Regions from separate parts of the Homo sapiens genome. Here region 1 is linked to region 2. The links are chromatin contacts, found by Hi-C or POLR2A ChIA-PET in ENCODE. All regions are on one chromosome and are shown on one strand. Each heading gives the region's core, a stretch centred on a gene start or an enhancer-like site at or near the end of the contact. The rest is flanking DNA. Distances are from core to core; before and after follow the strand shown.

Evidence for each region. Hi-C counts contacts between places; a loop is a spot of excess contacts on that map. ChIA-PET counts read pairs that join two places held with the same protein, here RNA polymerase II (POLR2A). Pooled maps may share reads with other maps.
Region 1: a map of gastrocnemius medialis shows a loop between it and region 2 (3-fold over the local background). The contact joins two enhancer-like sites. A Hi-C loop is called at or near these places in 10 of 168 maps with a recorded cell type or tissue (HepG2, aorta, endothelial cell of umbilical vein and 6 more) and 4 of 50 pooled maps. POLR2A ChIA-PET finds 5 or more read pairs at or near these places in 9 of 52 experiments (A673, B cell, HepG2 and 4 more).

What each region holds. Positions count from the first base shown.
Region 1 is chr1:61,182,240-61,184,949 of GRCh38, forward strand. All of the region lies in intron 2 of NFIA (nuclear factor I A), which reads left to right. Among named protein-coding and RNA genes, the nearest start is that of NFIA-AS1, 70 kb to the right of the region's middle. Within about 2 kb of position 1,397, at least 29 of the 41 ENCODE cell types and tissues checked have a DNase peak (open chromatin) inside an H3K27ac peak, as active enhancers do; they include endothelial cell of umbilical vein and gastrocnemius medialis, where a contact is called at or near this core.
Region 2 is chr1:61,140,375-61,143,074 of GRCh38, forward strand. The region is part of intron 2 of NFIA (nuclear factor I A); the gene reads left to right. Among named protein-coding and RNA genes, the nearest start is that of NFIA, 59 kb to the left of the region's middle. RefSeq lists an enhancer at 1,213-1,357 and a cis regulatory region at 1,280-1,290. Within about 2 kb of position 1,342, at least 11 of the 41 ENCODE cell types and tissues checked have a DNase peak (open chromatin) inside an H3K27ac peak, as active enhancers do; they include endothelial cell of umbilical vein and gastrocnemius medialis, where a contact is called at or near this core.

The DNA.
Region 1 (2,710 bases), core at 147-2,646, 42 kb after region 2:
GTCTTGTTCACAGCTGGGAACAGAACATTCCTCTGTGATCCCCTTGCACATGATTCACTGGGATCTCTTGGAAGCTGGACTTGATACTATAAGTCCTAGGCTTCTAAGGTCGAACACAGATCAAACTTAGTGGCATGTTTGGTTAAGAGTTAGATTAGACAAAACCAATGAAGTTGTTAAAAGTTTCAGAAACAATTGAAAATGAAATTGATGCATGATTTTAGCTTTGCAACAAATTCAACTTTAGAAATATCCTTAAGCCTAAGATTAATCAAGATTCAGGACCTTGAAGAATTTTCAAAGTTAGAACTGTAATTTGTGTAGGGACGTAAAATCTTTATTTTCAACAAACAGCAAATGTTTCCGTTAAACAAATGTGTATTTTATTTGAAACAGATGAAATCATAACAGTTTGGCTTGCTTTACCTAAGTTATTGTTCCATAATATCAAAAAAATTACTTAAAATAAGTTCTTCTCTTCATATTCCCCGAAGTTTTTGTCCAGTTTTCTGTATAGCTTTTTGGTTCAGCCAAAAAGAGACATTTCATTTGCAGCATTAGGGAAAAGTTTAATTATTGTTTATGAAGATAGAAATGTTATATGAATGACAGTGATTTAAAAATATTATTACTTATGATTGTAGTCAACCTTTTCCCCGAATATTGAAAACCATGAAAAGGCTTTGCCCTGACAGCTACATGCTTAGCATTAACTATACTTGCAAGTTTTCCAAAAAGATTTTTTTCAAGACCTGTTTTCATTTACTTCCTTTATCCTAATTAGAGATCGTAATCTTTTGATGGGCAGCTTCTCTTATTTCTACCTGTTTCAGTACTATAGTACTGGTAAAATGGCACAGTGTATATTTTGGTTCTTGGAGGGAGACTTGGGAGGATCCATTACTTTAAAATATTTTGTTGCAGCCACCTATCAGAGGTTTCTTTTAATTTCTTTTACTGCAGGAATTTCAGAGATGCTTAAATTATAGAATTATGGACTACAGAATTATAGAATACCTAGGGATGGGAATTGGGAGGTTTGTAGGAGGCGTGCACGTCAGAAGGTGGGAGCCATGCAGAAAGGTCACAGGTCTTATCTAGGTAGTTTCAAGGAGCAAATGCTTGTTTTGCAGTAGTGGTGGCAGGGTGGTTTGGCTCATTCAAGCCCCTTGCTCTGGAGGAACACCGATAAACCATCAGGATGTCTTTTCGTCTTGCGTTAACTGTGGCAAGGCTGTGCATTAAAGAACATAACCATCACTAAAAGGGTGGGAACACCCCAGCGACCAGTGGCCAGTGGCCAGGTGCTTTATGGTAACACCACAGACATGCCTGGCCAATCAGATGTGATCTTTTGCTGGCACTTGCTCCTTTGGCCCCCACTGCAGTAAACACTTTCCCTTGGATGTTGGTTTTCTGTTGTGTCTGGCAGCCACACAGGGCTGCTTGAACTTTAGCCAGAGGCAAATATTTATACATCAGAGTGTGCAGTGTTCAACTGGTCAGGCCTGAGAGGGAGAGGGAGAGACCTCCGTGCCTTTTAGCCAAAGAGGATATGTCCTTTTTTTCCCCTTCCCTTTCCACCGTGACATGGTAAAGTGGGACCATACTGGATGTCATTTGAGCTTGCTGCATGTGCTTCTCTCCAAAACGTACACGTGCGCAAACTTGGGATGTGCTTTCAAAAGAGAGGACGTCCTGACATTTCTGCCTGCTCCTTTAATTCCTCTTGGAAAGTTTACGGTTAATATTTTCCCTGGAACATTGTCAAGCTTTTGACAGTGCCTGAGTGTATGCCGAACTGTGAAATTGAGCCGGAGAAGCAAGTTGTGAGAAATCTGTTTCTACTCAGATCCGTAAGGTTTATGGGGGGGGGAAAAAAAACCAAAAAAAAAAAAAAAAACCCAAAAAAACAAAACAAAACAAAAAACAAAAAACTTCAGAGGGGAAACTGAGAATGGGACTCGGCTTGCTTCTCCTGGTGTGGGTTCAGGCCGCCATTTTAAGGAGCCAGTGAAGGGCGACGTTCCGCTCCTTACATGGCGGCTGTATTTACTCGGCCGCAGCCAATCAGCCGGCAGTGCCAAGCCACGTGACATGCCACGAGGGCACGCACAGCCATTTCCTTGTTTCTAAAAAACTTGCTACCTCCACAGAGTACTTTACCTTGTTTTGCATGCCAAATGTTCTTGCTGAATGTGTCTAGCAGACTGGCATTTGTCCATAAAGTTATTTTAGTAGGTAAAAAGTCTCTGAGCACTTGAGCTTTGTGCATTCTTTATGTAAAATGGATTTCCCTTCTTGGCCAGAGGCCAAGGGTACAGCACACTCGCTGGGTGAGAAGAGAGCTTCTCTGCTGAGAAACTGGTGGACCGACACACTCTAATTTTTTGGCTTCTGACCAAACAAGCTAGAAGGATGCCAAAATTCAACAAAATAACACATTATTGTGTGATAGGAGCCGTGCTCCAAGAGAGCAGGAACTCAGAGGAACTTCATACTGGCCCCTTTTAAAAAAGCATTGTCACTTTGGGGAGCTTTCTTAGAGAAACGAGAGGAAAATGGTAAAATGCAACCTGGAGAGTAAGGTATAATTTGCACATGAACACGAAGGAAGGAACTGAAAGAAAACAGAGGAGTTTAAAGTTACTTCTATGAACTTTTCCCAGACATAACACACAGTTCTCTGACTTGACTTACATTCTTTTAA
Region 2 (2,700 bases), core at 92-2,591:
GGGGGAGGCAATGGGTAGGAGAAAGCTAGTATACAGTGTCCCAATTTACATTATAAAATGCAAATTTTGTACTCCAGAATAAGAAACAACTTAGAGTAGACCTGTATTGTTCCAAAACTAATGAGAAATTATCATGTTTTCTATGTGTAGAAAAGTTTTCTCTTCGCAATGGCTTTACATATTTTCTGTAGGGAAAAATTCTATTTATAAAATAGCCTGGGATATGGAGAACTCAGTGATAAAAGGGGCAAGAACATTTTCAGATTGTTTTACCCTGCTGGAATGTAGCATGGGAAAGCTCCTTCCAAAAGGCTATTACCTCTGGGCATTCTGGCACAGTTGGGGAGTGAATTGGTAAGATAAAAATGGGACGAAAATCCCTATTTTCTGTTAAATACAAACAGGCTCAGAATGGGGCATCCTGCATTTAGGATTAGAAACTTCATTATACAAAAGCAGGGTGGAGAAACCCTAATTTGACAGCTAACCCAAGAGTGTATGGTGACCACAAGATTAACAGGGGCCAGCAGTGTGACATTGCCATTCAAAAAGCTGGTGCTGTAGTTGGGCTGTGGTCTAACCACAGCTGGGTTTTTTTTTTTTTTTTTTTTTTTGCCCAGTTTTGGGCACAGAATGCTAAGAGGAACGCCAACAGAATGGAGACTCGATGCCAATGAATTGGGAAATCATATTATGTGACGGGCAGTTGAAGAAGGCATGTCTGTAAAATTGAAGAAGAGATTTCTTAGAATGACCTCAGTAACAAGCTTAAATATTTAAGTGTCTGGTGAAAGTAGGGGTGGGATAGTCTCTGATGTGCTACAAGATCGAAGAAGGAGTTAAGTCCTTCTCTAGAGCCTCAAACCCCTGCTCAGCATGAAAAAAACAACAGAAACCCAAGTTAACATCTCCTTGCAATATCTGATCTGTTTTTCCAATACATCTGCTCATCTTGTTTCAAAACAAGTAGCTGTCACCATTCTTAACCCTGTCGTCCAAACCAGAAACCGGGCATCATCTTTGACTGGTCCCCTTTACTCAGGGGGAAAAAAAACCATGTCTTTTAAAGTCAGCGCCTATAATACTGGTCTTTGGTTTATCTCCAATAACTCGATTGTTAACAGCCCTTGAAGGGGAGGCAATACTGTTAAACTTGATAATTTCTAAAGAGTTTTGAGCTATTTAGCACGAAGTGATGCCAAGAAAAAGGAATACTAACATTACTCACAGCAGAGGGAAAAATTTTATATCCTTTCTGAAGGCCAAGGTTAAGTTCTGTGTGACTCAGCACATTGACTTTCTATATGACCCTAAATCCCTTCTATTTCCTGATCTACTTGTCTTGACCTGTTTCATTTCCACACCAAAATAGTTTCATTAACACAGCGATCATGCTCAGGAGATAGTGGCTAACTGATGTAATTAACTGACATGTCAAAGGCTATTGGTTTATTGCATATGCAACTGTCTTTCCTGGTGGGAAGATACAGTTTCTGCTGACATAATAGGTATGCAAACATGCCAAATTGCCCAATAATCTGCCCCCGTGATGGTGAGGTGTTTGCGGCCATTCTACTTACAGGAACAGAATGGCGGATCTGTTACTATGTTCTCCTAAAATGCAGCTGGCCAAAGGTGCTAATTGGTAAACAGTTAAAATAGAAAGAAGAGAAGGCAATTCAGTTTTGGGCCTTAGTGAGTTTTTTTTCCTTTTCTTTCCTTAAAAAAAAAAAATTGTGCTTTTGGCATGCTAATGCATGCATTTAGTCTCTGCAAGAAATTTCCATTTAAGAAAGAATTTAAAAACATGAAGTGCTCAATCCATATCTCCTAAACAACTAAAAAGACTGCAATTTCAAATGAGAAATTATGTTGCAAAGAAGAAAAAAGTTGTTTATTATGGCTCAAAATTTTAATCACCCAAGGGCTGTAAAGTTAAAAATAGACAATTCTGCCTTCTGTTTATGGTAAACTTGGCTGAGTCCCGGCAAATTTCAAAGCTGAACATACTGTATGTTATTTTTGCTTAATTTTAGATTCCACATTTTAAAATTATTTCTTACAAGAAGCATATTTCAGGATATAAACTTAGCCTGAAGAACAGTATTCTTGATTTTTGCCCATATTGAAACTCCTTTGAAAATAGTAAACTATGGTTTTGGGATTTTCCTATTCCCAAGAGTCCAAATGGGTACCTTTCTAAGTCTTTTACATTATGAATGAACACAGGATTATGAAATTGTAAAGGTTACTTTCTGCTCTCTAATTCCTTTACTCGTAATTTTAGTTTTCTTAACGGTATAACTTGATGCAAATATATACACAGTAGATACTAACTTTCACTGAAGTGTTTTCGGGAGGGAGGGGCACTTTACAAGATGTGTTGCCTTTAGTTTTTCCGGTAAGGAGACAGGAAGACACAGACACAGGCTCTTAGGGCACATGGAAAGCGCCTGCCCCTGTGCCAAGAACTTAAGAGAGAGCCGGGGATGGACCCTCCTTGCTGTGGCTCCTGAACAGTGCAGCCTCTCTTCTGATGCACTCACCCTGGCGAGGAGAACCGCTTGTGTGGCGACTGCTTGGCCCAAGAGCGAGTAGGATTGTTGACTCAACTCTCTTCGTGTCTCCTCAGAGAGGAGGAACACCTGGCTTCACCTGTTTACATAACTCTTGTTGATTCTTGTCCCTAAGCTCTTCCAG